2 separate regions of the Homo sapiens genome follow, and region 1 is linked to region 2. The links are chromatin loops, found by intact Hi-C in ENCODE. Cell type or tissue: breast epithelium. All regions are shown on one strand.

What was found. A loop is a pair of places that touch in the nucleus more often than their neighbours do. Peaks named below come from ENCODE experiments on the same cell type or tissue, not always from the same donor. Only the 100,000 strongest peaks of a DNase experiment are listed, where the experiment ranks them.
Region 1: it touches region 2 in a loop (16-fold over the local background); 1 of 110 quality-filtered maps calls a loop at or near these places.

What each region holds. Positions count from the first base shown.
Region 1 is chr5:77,929,294-77,937,293 of GRCh38, reverse strand. All of the region lies in intron 1 of LOC101929154 (a long non-coding RNA gene), which reads right to left. Among named protein-coding and RNA genes, the nearest start is that of TBCA, 160 kb to the right of the region's middle. RefSeq lists silencers at 1-166, 2,087-2,261. In breast epithelium, no CTCF peak of the experiment used is centred here; no DNase peak of the experiment used is centred here.
Region 2 is chr5:77,165,281-77,173,280 of GRCh38, reverse strand. It overlaps a transcript of PDE8B not described here. Among named protein-coding and RNA genes, the nearest start is that of PDE8B, 41 kb to the left of the region's middle. RefSeq lists an enhancer at 208-709. In breast epithelium, no CTCF peak of the experiment used is centred here; DNase peaks (open chromatin) are centred at 4,220 and 4,940; H3K4me3 peaks cover 629 bases; H3K27ac peaks cover 1,126 bases.

The sequences.
Region 1 (8,000 bases), 760 kb before region 2:
TTGCTTCTTTCACTTAGCATAATGTTTTCTGGGTTCAGCCACACTGTAGCATGTTTCAATACTTTGTTCCTCTTTTTTCTGAGACGGAGTCTCACTTTGTTGCCCAGGCTGGAGTGCAGTGGCACAATCTCGGCTCACTGCAACCTCCACCTTTCAGGTTCAAGCAACTCTCCTGCCTCAGCCTCCAAGTAGCTGGGATTGCAGGTGCACGCCACCACCTCACCCAGCTAATGTTTATATTTTTTAGCAGAGACAGGGTTTCACCATGTTGGCCAAGCTAGTCTTGAACTCCTAACCGCAAATCATCTGCCAGTCTCAGCCTCCCAAAATGCTGAAATTACAGGCATGAGCCACTGCGCCTGGCCCATTCCTCTTTATGGTTGACAAATATCCTATTGTCTGGATATACCACATTTTGTTTATCCATTCGTCTGTTGCTAGAGATTTTGGTGTTTTCACCTTTTGGCTATTGTGAATAGTGCTGATAGAAACATTCATGTACAAGTATTAGTTTGAGTAACTATCTTCATAATTTATTATTTTTAAATGTACCACCTCATTTGTTTTTCAAGTTAGGTTGAGAACAAGAAGTATTTTACTGACAAAAAACAAGCTCAGAGTGATTTGCTCAAGATTTCAAAGGTAGTAAGCAACCAAGAAAGTCAAAACTCCTGACAGAAACTCCAGTGCCCTTTCAACTTATACCACAGCTGTCTCAGCTGGCTTGAGAGTCAAAAAGGAGAATGTCTGCAAAAATGATTAGCAGGCTGTAAAGCACTGTGTATATAAGGTGGTGTTCGTAGTTAGTCTTTGATATGCCAACTGACGCTATGGGAGCAGTTTCCCTAGCGGGAGGTCAGCATGTGCTGTCTCTATTATGGCCAGAAGAGAGATTTTAGAATTGCAAAAGGTATAACAGAGTGGTTGGACACCAGCAAAGGAGTTTGACAAGGCTGTCACATCTGTTCAATATTTCTACTGAAATAATCATGGGTATTGCTGTTGATGGTTACCATAGTGGTATTAAGGTTGGCAGAAGGAGATGATGTAATCTCGAGTATGCTGATGACATCCTGGCTGCTGAGTCTGTGGTTTCTGCACCAGAAGAGCTGGCGCCTTGGACTGGGGATGATTTAGACGCCGATACTGGCAGCTGAGAAGCAGAATATTTTAGCAGCAGCACAAACTGGAAGTGAATAAGAAAAGCAAGTGAAGGGTTACGCTGCCATAGTTTATGATAGGTAGTGAGAGCCACAACCCTCTCGCCTGTAAAAGAGGAGAGCAAATGGCCTAGTAAGCATTCATGAGGGGTGATCCAGAGCATAAAATGTCGCTGTGGCCTCACCCTATCTTGCCATAGACCTTTTCTTGGTTCTAATTTAGACCCAGTGTCTGATTAGTATGAAATAGCTGTTAGCTGAGCCTCAATTTGCAGACTTTTACCAAAGGAAGAGATGAAGAGCAACATGGAAGTGTGGCTACTGTCAAGCTGAGTTAAACCCAGAGTGATGACGACAATATCTTGGTGAAGGAGAAGAATGACAACAGGCTGAAAGAAAGCATCATCTGTTTCCAGAATCCTGGAACACTTCCTGCTGAAATAACTCATTCTGTGTGTCTTCATTTTCTGACAAGCAAATCTTGAAGAACAGAACTGGCATTCGTCAGGGCAAACACTAGAAGTATGCGGGTCTCCAGAAGGATCTGTGACAGGGCTTGTGAAAACTGTGTTTTTGAAGAATTCATCGTCATGTGAAAGTTCTTAGAATCTTCTTTGAAATAAAAATAGATCTTTATACCAAAATGTTCTTATGATTTTGAAAATAACACCCACTCATTGCTGAAACGTACTGAAATATGTGAAAGATAAGAGGAACAAATCATGCTATTTTCACAATTAAGAAATAATTAATGTTATGCCTTATTTTTTTCCAATATTTTATCTGTCTACATTTATTTTCTATGTATTTGGGAACCTACTTTATGTTCAATTGGTTTTCTGCTTTTAAAAATTTCACGTTTGTACATGGTATATTTCTGGCTGCTTCTCTGGATCCAAGGGTCATTCTGGGCTTTGGATTTCCTGTAGAATGGCTGTAATATTCCAGTTAGAGCCGAGGAAACTCGAAGCCTGGACTTGTCCATTCTATTAAGATAGGACATGAGGCCCGGCGCAGCGGCTCACGCCTGTAATTCCAGCACTTTGGGAGGCCGAGGTGGGTGGATCACTTGAGATCGGGAGTTCAAGACCAGCCTGGCCCCGTCTCTACTAAAAATACACAAATCAGCTAGGCATAGTGGTGGTCACTTGTAATCCCAGCTACTCAGGAGGCTGAGACAGGGGAATCACTGGAACCTGAGAGGTGGACTTCGCAGTGAGCCGAGATCTCCCCACTGCACTCCAGCCTGGGCAGCAGAGCGAGACTCCATCTCAAAAACAAAACAAAACAAAAAAGATAGGACATGACAGATTCAAGAAAACCACTCTCTCTGGTATAGTTCAAAGTTGTTGATTTTCCTTGAATACGTAATATGGTGGTGAGCCTGTGGGAAACTTCTTCGGAAACTTCCATCGGAAAGGCAGATTCTGCTTTGCAAATGTACCCTCGAGATTACCATGGGAAGATTAAAATGTGGGTATCCTCATAGTGTGGTGGAAACCTAATGTCCAGGGTGGAGAGGGATAGAGAAATAGGACAAAAAACCAGACTGCGGTTAGGCCTAGAAATTGCTCTGGAATGCCTTTCCATTTCTTTCTGCTTATCCAGCCCCTATTCAGGCTTCCAGGTTCAATTTGAGTCCCATCTCCTATAAAGCCTTTTCCAGTTAATCTCCCTTTTCTCACCTCAGATATTATTATTATTTCCTTTTTCAGTTCAAGTGTATTAATCCTGCCACGATGATACCTGATCATATTTTCTGGAGTCCATATATTGAAACATTAAAATTAAATTAATCAACATTTAATTAACAAATCAAAATTAACAAATATTTATTGAGTACCTACTGTGTATAAAGAACTGTTTTAAACACAAGTGAGGTAGAGCAGAGTAGGAGGAGGCGTAAAGATAGAGTAGGAGGAGGCGTAACAGCAGGCTCCTAACTTCAAGTATCTTACAGATTGAGCCATTTGTAGTTAATTCAGTCCCATTCTGGGAGAAAAATATATGTGGTGTATGAGTGGTGGTGGCGGCGGTGGTGGTGTGTGTACAAGTGGTGTGTTCGTGTATGTGTGTGTGTGTGGTGGTGGTAGTGGTGGTATGTGTTTGTATGGTGTGTTTGTGTGTGTGGTGGTGGTGGTGGTGTGTGTGTGTGGTGTGTTTGTGTGTGTGTGTGGTGGTGGTAGTGGTGGTGTGTGTATGTGTGGTGTGTTTGTGTGTGTGTGTGTGTGTGGTGGTGGTGTGTGTATGTATGGTGTGTTTGTGTGTGTGTGCGTGTATGTGTGTGTGTGGTGGTAGTGGTGGGGTGTGTGTGTGTGTAATTGTGGTGGTGGGGTGTGTGTGTGTGTAATTGTGGTTGTGGGGGGTGTGCGTGTATTTACAGTTGGCGGTGGTGGTGTGTCTCACCTCAGATATTATTTATGATGAAGCCCTCAGAGTTTGGCTCTCTGACCATGGACTGGCTTGAAGTGCTTCAGAAACCTACCCATTTGCCATGCACAGTTAATAAGCTCTGTGGCTAATTAGAGATGGCCACAAATTCCTCCTCCGTTGAAAATTGGGGTCCGTGTTCCCTCCCCATGAATTTGGGCAGGCTCCATGATTCCATGAACAATGATCTATGGAGGAAGTGATGTTGTGCCACTTTCTGAGACCAGGTTTTAAGAGATTGGCAGCCTCCACTTCCTGTCTCTTGAACCCCTCAATGGGGGGAAAGTCAGCCACCATGTACCACTTTGCATGGAAATGGACCAGTCTCCAGCTGTTCCACTCATCCCAGCTCAGATGCCAGTCACGTGAATGGAGGCACCATATTGGACATTTCAGTTCCAGGACATGCCATGTTGAGAAGAACCAGGGGCCCGGACATATGGATCTAGTTGAGCTGACCCATTCATCTCCAGATGTTTCAGCTGGGGAGCTGACATCACGGGACAGAAGAAATCACTCAGGTGAGTACTACCTAATTCTTAATCCATCAAATCATGAGATAGAACAATGTCATTGTTTTTATATAGCACAAGCTTTTGTGGTAGTTTATAATAAAGCAATAGATAACAAGAACAAGTTGGGGCGAGAGGTGGACCTTTTATCAGAGCTTCTCAAATTTTGCTGTGCATTCAGATCACCTAAGGGTCTTGTTAAAATACAGGCTTTGATTTAGTAGGTGTGGGGAGAGGCTTGAGATCCTATCCTGTATTTAGACAGAGTTTCGCTCTGTTGCTCAGGCTGGAGTGCAGTGGCACGATCTCGGCTCACTGCAACCTCCGCCTCCCAGGTTCAAGCAATTCTCCTGCCTCAGCCTCCAGAGGAGCTGGGTCTACAGGCGCGTGCCACCACACCTGGCTAATTTTTTGTATTTGTAGTAGAGACAGGGTTTCACCATGTTAGCCAGGATGGTCTTGATCTCCTGACCTCATGATCAGCCCGCCTCAGCCTCCCAAAGTGCTAGGATAACAGGTGTGAGCCACTGCGCCCAGCCAAGATCTTGTATTTCTAACAAGCTCCCAGGTGATAATGATGCTGCTTCTCCATGGATCATACTGTGAATGGAGAAGTACACTGAGGAGTGAGGCGTACCAGTTAGGACACACTGGAGGTACATTTATACAACTTTTCAAAGCGCTTTCACGTCTGGATCAATTACTTGAATAGCTTAATTAACTGAAAATCAGAAGCCAGAAGACACTTGAATAAAGCACGATTTCTCGAAGTGTGCTCTCTGGATCTAATTGAGTCACATTGCCTGAATTTGTTAAAAATGTACTACATCCCAGTCCTATCAGATCAGAATGGAAGGGGTTAGGAATCACCACATTGAACGAGGTCCCTAGGTAATTCTTAAGTATTTTAAAGTTTAAGAACAGCTGGTAAAGAAGAAAGAGCATTGAATTAAAAGAACTGAGTTCTAGTCTTTATGTTCGCCCCTAACTAAAGACAAACAAATCACTTCACCTTTCTGAGTCTCAGTTTCCTCATCTATCACATGGGAGGGAGATTGCTGGGCTATATGCCTTCTGTCTCTGATGTAGGGTGTATCCTACAATTCCTACACCAGGCCAACTTGACCTCTCTTCCTCTTGTCCTCTCTGTACATTGAAGGCTGGGGAGCACCATGCACTCTGCCTTAAGGCTGTCCACAGTATCATTGTGTTTCCTATTGTCTTCGTTGGCTCACAAAGAAGTGGATACAATCAGAGACACAGAACACAAAAAGTGCCATTTCATTTTTTTAAAACAAATATTAGTGTCAAGGCCAATGTGTCCTCAGAATAACATATACCTGTATCTGATATTGTAATTAAACTAAATCATTTTTGAAATTATATGTTTTTAATGGTAATTGTGCAGCCTTTAAGATTTCCTCTTACCTTGAGCACCATTGGGTAAATGTGTTCATGATTGAATTAGCAGAACTCTGATTTCAAAAGGACTTTTTAGTGATCTTTTATGGTAGATTAAAAAGCAATTTACTAATTTACAGTTCATAGGAATTCTGTGCCCTCCTTGAGTTTTGTAAATCAATTCTGTGCTAATAAATGCAACTATTGCTCCAAATGTTTCATATTGGGACAGCTGGTGTCATATACAACTCTAAACTCACAATTACATAATCAATAAAACTGTATTTTGTGCACTCCTTTCGCCCAGCATAAGCCCCTCTTAGGAATTCCTAAATTTGCAGCTGTCAACTTCTAGTTTTTGGGTAGGAAAACTTAACCAACAGGGCTGGAAAGTACCACTTTAATTATTTAATTATTTGCTCACCTTTTTTTCTAATCTGTCCTCTTTACTGTAGTGAGTAATCACAGTTGAAATACAACTGGAAAAAAAGTGACTTACCCAGGGCCCTTCCTCCTGGACACAGTTCTCTTAGCAACTAGGAAGACTAGTTTCATACTGGACACTCTTGTTTCAAAGAATGTATAATAATAATAATCATAGTAATAGTAGTGATGGTTAATTCAAGTGGAGTCTACTATGTACCAGCTAATTATCCACTTACTTCATCCTCCCAACTCAGTGAAATTCATACCTTCGCTCACACTTGCATTTTGAGAGGTTGAAGAAACTGAGGCATAGATTAAATAACTTTCCCAGGGTCCCAGAAGTAGTAAATGGTGGACCTGAGATTTGAACTCAACGACCCTGGCTCCAAAGCTTGTGCTCATACTAATATACCATACTGCCTTTATCCTTCATGTCAGATGGGCTCTTTCCACACAAATCTGCTCAGTTTCAACTGGATGACTGGTTTTCCTAAAGGAGATATCTATTATTTCTACTTGGGGCCGGTGTAAAAAATCGGCAGAGAAAGCTTTTAAAACTCAGTGCACATGGAGAGAATATCTGACAACTTGTTTTATTATTTTTCTTTTTTCCTTTCAAATTCAACTTTAACTATAAACTGTAACTCAGCCTTTGACAAGTCAACTCAGATCTGTCGAAAATGGAACTGAAAGGCTCAAGATGAAGAGTTGAGCATTTTTCTTTGGTTGGTTCCTGGGAATGAGTCTGGCTAGTTTGGAGATGGGGAAAGGCACTTTGCCCTCTGACAGCCCTTCTGCAGGAGGAAGGTGGCCAATGAAAGCTGGCACTGAGTTTGCCTTTTTTGTGGTAGCAAAGCTGGGGTGTGGGCTGAAGACAAGGTTTTCTCCTGGCTTTCTTAGGGTTTTACTAAGATGGAGGGAGTTTGGATCACAATAGGAAAGTAGAAGAGGGGTCTGGAAAATAGGCATTTGGCCTGTGGTAGTTTAAAGAATAGGTATTGGAAGGGTGGAGGAGTGAAGCCACACAGCCCAAGTGTGAACACCAGGGCTCCGTGGTGAACCCAGACATTACCCAAAGCTATTCATCCAGAGCCTTTCACAAAAGTTATAATTCTGTTAAATTGGAAAAAAGAGCTCAATGTGCTTACTTCAGTGTTAATACTTCCCTGTTCTAGGTCTTGTTGGACCTAAAAGATTTGTTGAAAAATAAATTGTTTATTCCAAAAGCAGTTACGTTATACTTGCTGAGACAGAATTGTTTGGAGAAATAGCTAGAAATTAGAGTTCAGATTTCACAGCCTGTTGTCATCCATTATTTATCTAGTCAATTTTCTTTCCCAAATTTTGCATTCCTTTTTTACCCTTCTCCTAGTCAGCTCCTGCGTTTTCTATGGATGTTGAGCAGCCGCCTGGTGCGGGGAGGCTGGCAGGCTATTGTGTATAGAGGCAGAGACCTCAGGTAAGGGAGGAAGCCAACAGGCAGGAAGCCCTACTGTTCAATATGTCAGGAACAGCATGAGGGCCCCACCTGCAGTACCTCTTCTGGAGGGTCAGCACGCCACCTAGACCCCCAGTACCTCCCTTACTTAAACTCATCTTTAGGTTCCGACCATTCCAGTGTGGCACACCCTGTGGGGGATGGGTTGGAATTTAAGGTTCAAGAGTTGGAATCCAGCCTTTCTGGAGTTACCCATAGATGCAGATGTTGGCGATAACTTATCACCAGAAGCAGGAATGAGGGCATAAGGGGAGATGTGTGCCTTAATATTGATACAAATAGCACTCTTTCCAATGTTCAAGTTGCTAAAAAGAGTCTAGACTGAGATTTGACTCCTTCGTTAGTTTGGAAATTATCACTATATTTCTTCTCCCATCATGCTTATCTCATTGCCAGAGAGATAGAATGGAAATGACTCCTCTTCTTCGTGTGTCTGAGGACTTCCCACCCTCCCCCACGGCTTTCTTTGAACAGTCTCCTTCTCCCCAAACTGCATTGCCCTTCCCTCTGCCCCTGCCCTTCTCTCTCATCTTCTCCCCCTTCTCTCTGGCATCTCTTCCTCCTTTGCCAGCC
Region 2 (8,000 bases):
TTTCCATTTGTTTGCAAAGAGTTGAAGATAAATAGTACTAATCCTCCAAAATATTCAGCAGTCAGATTTGTCTACAAGATCTCCAGCCTCTATTCCTGTACCTGTCATCTCCTCCTTCCAACCCAGACACCCACTTTGTGCTCTTCTGACCTCTTGTTCTCTTTCTCTGCCAAAAACTCTGGAGGAAGGAGCATACCCTCCAAGTGTGTTCACTGATTGGCTGATGGTACCACCTCTACATGCATTCACTGATTAGCTGATGAGACTCTACCCTATATATGTGTTTATTGGCTGGGTTATGGCACTCTGGTGTAACATGCATCCAAATCAAAGAAATATGCATTACAAACCATTTGCTTACATACTGTTTGGGTGATGATGGTGGAGGGGTGAATGGCTGGTGGAGGGATGGAAGCCAGAAACAAGTAAACAAGTGGAAAAGTCCTTCCATGCTCAACTTACCTACTCCGACACCCACTGCCTGTCCCAGGTTTCCTGTTGCTCCCTCAGCAGCCTGTGCTCCCCCTAGTCAGCACTGGTACTGGTATTTCCTAATGTCTTATCTTTAGTTCCAACCAGACTAAGCTCCTTGAAGGCTGAGGCTGTTTCTGTCTTATTTCTGAATTTCCAAATACAAAATCAGCACTCAATAAATTTTCACTGGATAAATAAATGGATGAATTAATTGAGGTTGGGATATAAGTGTTCTAATGTTGCTCTTTTAAGTGACTAGTTATGATTGAGGGACAGACTGTCCTTTATCTCTCCATCACCATCAGATGTTCTTTGTTCCCTGAGAAGTGCTTAGAAGCTTTGGCATAAAAGTTACTAGAAGCAGAATTAACAAACACCGTCATTGTCTGCTTCTCCTAGGTGCAAGCATGTTAGCTCCTTACCCCAACTTTGACTTATCCTGTCCCAAGACTCCCAATTGCATATTTTATGTTGTTTGGTGCTCTTGATGTTTCATCAGTCAGGTTATTCAGACAAATGTTTATTGTGGGCCTACTAAAGTTCAGGCACAGTGCTGGCCACTGAGGAGTCAACAATGAACAAACCCAGCCCAGTCCCTGAGTTTGCCAAGCTTGCAATCTAGTTGAGTTATTATTTTATGAATTTTCCCAGTCAGAGGCTTCTTCCCCATCCACGCATTCATCTATCCATCCAATCGACTCCCTTTCTTTTTTTAATAAATAAATTGCTGAGAAAAAGTTGGGTGTTTAGAATATACTTGTCAAATGAAGGCTGACTGTAGTTTGGGTTGTTTTGGCATCACAGAAATATTAAAGCTAGAAAGGATTGTGCTGGATAGGCTCTGTCTGCCCCTCCAGATCATCTCCATCCTTCCTCCCCTCATCCTGTGCCCTAGGAGTCTGACCTGTGGGGAATTCATCAATGGGTCCCTGGCCCTCTGGCTTCCAGTCAGTCAGGTTCAGCCAATGAAAGGCACGAGCACAGGGCTGGACCTCCATCCCTCCGCGGCAACCCAGAAGTCTTTCCAAGTTCCATTGTTGGCTTCATCCCCTGCCCCATTACCACCTGCCTAGGGAGTGGAAACAGCTTCCTGGCTCTCACCAGCCCACAGACACTGCACCATTTTTTAACCCTGCCCACACCTGTGTAAATAAGCCCTCACCTGTTTCCTGAAGGGACTTGGACACAAAACCCATCTCTTGCAACCTCCAGATGTGGAATCATAAATTCCCGAAGAAAAGGGTCAACTTTCAATCTGTGGCTTTAGAGCTGCATTGTGATTTTACTACTCCCAGCATACACAGATTGATATTTTAAAAATTTTTCTATGGGCCGGACAGAATTATGCCAGGATTAAGGTCAAGCCTGAGGTGCCAACTGAAACAAATGTACAAGGAACCAAGTGACAAATGCTTGGCATTTCAAATTCCGAGAAGCCACAGCCAGTGGAATGAAGTTCAAACTATGCTGTGAGACTGACATCCATCTATTTCAGTTCTTTCCCCAAGTCATACCCCTAAATAGGACAAAGTGCCATTTCCAAGTGACCTCAGGTTTCCCACCTGTTTTGTTCACAAACTTCCATCTGCCTGGAATACCTCCCCAATGCTTGTTTCTGTTAAGTCCAATCCCTTTCCACACTACAAGGCCTATGCAAATGAATTCGCCTTCGTAAATGATCAAGCTTTCTCCAATTATTTCCATCAGAAAATAGCTTGTTTTCCTCTAGATACTTGGAGCATTTTCTTTGTACTCATCCATATCATATACTCCTGATTCGTGTTAGAATTATTTGTGTTCAGGTATTTTTCTCACTCCCAAGTTTTGAAGAGTCCTGAGCTCAAGACAATGTCTTACATCTTTTTGTTTACCCTGATGGACTATTGTAGTGCTTCAAAAATTGAAATTCCTAACTAAATGTTTGTTGACTGACTAAATGAATGAATGAATTAGCAACCAAAGTTATTTTTTTCTTGGGACAGTGATATAATTTCTTCTGAGTCTCAGAAGACCAAACCATATTTCACATATTTATCTAGAAATAGCAAATTCGTAAAAGCAAATGGCACTATATTTGAGGAGAAATATTTTCAGATTGTTTCCATATGTGTTTCTATATATATCGGCTTATGCAATATTTTAAATCAAATTTAACACCATGTGGCCATGTATCTCCTAGAAACTCATAACGATGATTTAGTTCAGAGCTTAAAACAATAACAAGAAAGTTCTTAAAGGAGATGTGTTCCTTTATCCTCAGTCCTGCTTATTCTCTAGAAGTTTCCTTTCCAGGCTTGGCTCAGATGTCACTTTCTATCTGTGACCTTCTCTGACATCCCCAGGCAGAACTGCTCCCTCTCCCGAGTTTTCCTTGCCCTCTGTGTAGACTTTTGTTGTGGCTTTTATCCCACTGCTCTGTGGTTAATTACGTGTCCAGCTCCCAGTGAGACCATGAGCTCCTTAAGAGAAGGGACCCAGTCTTGTTCACTTTTGTCTTCCCAGACTTAATATTGTACCTGGCACAGAGTAAGCGCTCAATAAATGCAGTCTGAAAGGAATTGATCTAAGGCCAATTGTGCACTCTGGCTCCAAAAACCTAACCTATGCTTCCTTTGGTTTAAAAACCTGAGACATTTATCAGTTGGGTATGATGGAGGAAAACACATACATGCCCAAAACTGCTCTTAGGAAGCGGCATCCAGATTTCTTAGCTATAGCCATCTACTCAACAGGACCCTAGTTCAGGTCTCAGGGGTAACCTCCACATTAATCCTTTTTGCTTGCAGGTGCAGGATAGCACCTCAGCACCAATTCAGGAACATGTCTTCGTATAGCTAAAATAGGGAACTTGAGATAGAGCCGTGTTTCAAGTCAGGGAGGAGAGAAAACTACAGTGCACTGAGCATTTACTCTGCACTCAGCCCTTTGCATACCTAATCACTTTCAGCACTCACACTATCCACAGGGTCGGCACAGTTTGATTATCCCAAGCTGCAGTAGCACACCTCCAGGGCTCAGTGGAACCATTCTTCTTAGACACACTGGAGGTGTGTCTAAGACAAACTGGAGGTAGCTTCGTTGGAGTGAGTTTCAGGATGGGGATGAGGGTCAGGTGTATCTCTTAGATTACCTCAAGCCACACAGCTGCCAATCCACTGCCTTCCAGACATGCTGATCTTTCCATTCCCTGCAGCCACCAAACTCCTTTTCAACTCGGGTATTTGCACATGCTGCTGCTGCCTGCTCTGACCTCCTCTCCTACTCTCTTTCCCTGGCTACTTCCTACTTGCCATTTAGGCCAGTAGTTCTCAAAGTGTGGTCTCCAAATAGCAGCCTCAGTGTCACTTGGAACTTGGAGACACAAATTCTTGGGGTCCACCTCAGACGTTGGGGGTCAGCCCTTGAAACCTGTGTTTTAACAATCCCTCCAGGTGATTGTGATGTACGTTAAAACGTGAGAAGCACCGTTCTAGGCTTTATGTGAACTGTAGCTCTACAGAGGGGTTTCCCAGCCCCCACCTCCCAAAGCTGAACTGCGCCCCTGCTATTATGCTCTCTCATCTTATCAATAAAACACAGGTCTGACTGTGTTGGTGCTACGGGAAACACTTTGTTTCCAAAAGCAAGCAAACAAAATCAAACACAACCACCAAGGTAAATGTAGTGAAAACTCACTGACACCCATGTCTAAATATCCTGGAAGAGTTCAAGTGACAGGAGCTGGCACTGCGCCAACTCTCAGGGTGTGGCTGTCCTTGTGCTTCTTGGATTTTTTGAATCCCCAGACTCTGTTGGTTTTACTAACTCAGAAGGCCTGAGGCCTCTCTTATCAGACCTCTGCATCAGAATCCTGAATAACAAACGTCTTCTGAACTGAGTACAAGGAAGTCAAGATTTCTCTGGAGTTAGAGGCTGAAAAACATGATTGCAAAGCTGGTGAAAAGAGGCCCTACTGAAAACATGGCAGGTCTGCAGGGACGAGGTGGAGCTTCCATTTCAGAGTGGGAGGAGGGACCCATGTTAGAAATGCTGTGTCTGGACCTGAAGCCATGGGGAGTAATGGAGGGAGGCTGTTGATGGAGCTGAGGCCACTGGTCTGGCAGCAGAGGAAGGAGCTGCGGTAAAGCCCACTCTGTCACTTGCTGAACACACATGCCATTCTCTTCCCCATCACAGGCACATCCCTAAAGGCTGCTTCTGCAGAAGGGATATGACTTGCCTTCGCCCCAGCATCCCTGACTTGCCATTCCATCCAGATCCAGCTCTGCTCCTGAATCTGCCCTGCCTCAGAGGGGCAGGAGGAGTGGGGTCCCACCAGGGCACAAGTGGCAGAGCAGCCCCTGCACAGGCAGTTCTGGGTCAGGGAGCTGGAACCACGCTCCTGGTGCCAGAGCCCAGTTTCATCCCCAGACGGCAGCCGAGGCTCTGTGCCAGGGCTGCCGTGCAGCCTCGCTGCTCCCTGGCCTCCCTCCAGCCCCCGTGCCAGGAAGGAACAGCCTGACACAAGTGAAGAGCAGGCAACTGGATGCTTCCAGCTCTGACTTCTCAGGCTGCCATGCCCTGTCAGAGTGTTACTCCTTTGCCCTGTTCCATAGTTAATTTAGTAATTCAAGGGGAGAGGGGCAGGATGGAGATAGACTTAGACTCTCGTATCGTCCCTGTCTTCAAATTTAAAATATTTTCCAGGCTCAGGCACAAATTTACTTGTCATCACTTGGTTCCCAACAGAGGAAAAAATACAATGGAAAATTAGATCCTGTGTCACAGTGTCATGGGTATAAATAAAATGAAAGGCTAGCTTGACGTCAGCAGTGAGGATTCTCACATTCCACTTCACTTCCTCATCATCAAACATTTGGCTCATGTTACCCCCTTGTGTGGTGAAAGCCAGCTAGTGTAAATGGGTGGGGGCTCTGTGCTGTGGGGGCTGTGTTTCTCCCTCAAGACTCCCCAGGAGTCCTGGGCACACGGTCCCGCAGGGTGGGCCTCACTCCCTGGGCTGGGTGTTTTCTGGGTTTGAGGTGACATTCCTAGCAGATGTCACAATCCGTTCTACTCATCCCTTCAATTTCTCCAAGTCTATTTTTCCACTCAAATTTTCCTGCTCAGGAGCAGCCAGCTTGTCTTTTCACCAGACTTCCTGAGCATACATTGAGGGGACATCTCTCTTCCTGGATAGGAGAAAGGTGGATGCAGGAGGGAGCAGCCGCGTGCCCCCTTGCACAGGAAGGGGCAGGTGTGGAAGGACTCCACTGCACCCTCCGCATCGACGTGCCCTGGAAAGTGCTGTGCACATCGGCCAGGGTGTCTTGATTCATATTCTATACACAATCTAAATTTGGAACTATTTAAACAAACCCTGTGGTAAATAATTTTGTAATGCAAACACTCCCCAACAGGTTCTTTCTTTGTAAATCTAGCTATTCCTCTATTGGGTTTTTCTCAAAGTGTTAAGCACCCCTGTGGCCCAAAGCCAAAAACAGACATGGTCTGGTGTACAACCCAACACATCCTTATCATTAAGGGGCATCTGACTTCAAAGAATGGTGAGGAGTGTTGACAAGCAGGGCCACACTTATGAATACACCAATAACTGTTAATGCAATACAGGAATTAGTGCCTGCTATGACCTGGTTTAATGTCTTGGCACTTAGAGCCATGTCACAGGATCTAGGAGAGTTGTGGAGTCTCTTCCCAATTCACATGCTGCCAGGCAAACTTTCAGATGTTAAATCTTTGTTTTGAAATCACTACATTCAACAAATATTTGTCAACCCTACTTTGTGCTAGGGACCAATGTGGTGCCGGGTATACAGGAATGGAGATGATCCAACTTCTGTGGCCAACTCCGGTCCGGATAGGGAAGGATGTACTGTACCGTAGGGAAAAGAGTGGTCTTTGGGGTCCAGTAGATAAGTTTAATACAGTTCTGTCTCTTCTTGGCTGTTTGACTTTGGGCTTGTTACTCAGCCTCTCTCTGTGACAAAGTTGCCTACCTCAGAGGTTTGCGAGCTTGGTGTGGGATAACCAACATAAGGTGTTTCATAGGGTGCCTGGGCCCTGACAAGTCCTGGTAGGTGCTCAGCAGCACAGGCTCTCTTCCCGCCCTCTTCCCCCACTCCAGAGTTGCATCTGCTGCCTAGAAAAATATATAAAAATAGAAAAGAAAATGACTGTTGCATATACACACAAGGGAGTGTTCATTCTCTCACCCTACCCTACACACACTTGCACACGTGCACATGCTTTAACCTGGCCTTAGATAGGCGTCATTATTCCAGGCCACAGATCACAATGTTATTTTTAGAATGAGATTTCTAACTCTGCTTCCACTCAAGGAGAAGTATATTGGGTTGATAATGGATTGAAATGGCATTTGGTCATTTTCCTCTCTGTGTGTACTCACTGGGGCAGGATTTAGTAATGCCTAGACCTCAGGCCCTTCTCATTTTGTATCCCATTATGGTACCGAAGACAAGCCGGTGGCCTGAATTCTGGGAGACCTATTTTAGAAGATGTGTTTCTTTGACCACAGAAGGTTGTGGGGTTTTTTTTGTTGGTTTTTTTTTTTTTTTTTTTTATCTTTACCGAAAGAATCTCATGAAGAAATGTTGTTCTTCAAGAACTATGCCAGGACAGGCCCAGGGCAGAATTGTGAAGTGCAGAGAGTTTCCTTCCATCATTTCTTCTGCTTCTCCTCAACCTAAGCACTGAGCATCCAAATGCCACAGCTGGCTTCCAGAACCTTCTATGATAATGTTTTGTCTGTTCTGATATAATCCAAGCTCTTATCTTTCCTTTTTTTTTTCTTTTTCTTTTTTTTTTTTTTTTGAGGCAGTCTCACTCACGATCTCAGCTCACTGCAACCTCTGCTTCCTGGGTTCGTGATTCTTCTGCCTCAGCCTCCCAGGTAGCTGGGATTACAGGCATGCACCACCACACCTGGCTAAGTTTTGTATTTTTAGTAGAGATGGGATTTTGCCATGTTGGCCAGGCTGGTCTTGAACTCCTGGCCTCAAGTGATCCGCCCAGCTTGGCCTCCCAAAGTGCTGGGATTACAGGCATGATCCACCATGCCTAGCTAAGTTCTTATCTTTCTTAGACCTCAAAACTCTCCCTTCCTATAATCCTTCCCATATCTATCTGCTACATGGATATGGTTTAGCCCATGAGGTACAATGGAATTTTTATGCCAGTAGGGAGAAGGTTTTTCTGTTTTTTGTTTTTGTTTTTGTTTTTGTTGTTGTTGCAGTTGTTGGTTAGAGAAGCCCTATTGTCTGTCTTAGACCTATTTTAGGGCACTTACCATGCCAGGGGAAAGGATGACATAGGCAGGAGCCTTGTACGTCCGAAGAGGTTAGATGTTCCACCCACACACTCAGCATTTTCTTCTTTTCCTTTGGACCCAGTGCTATGCTGAAGCAGGCCTGTACTGGTTCATGAGAGCTGAGTGTGAAAATTTCAGGAATTTTTCAAGATGGTTGTTAGACACTGTCATTTTTAAAAATTAAATTATACAGGCAAGT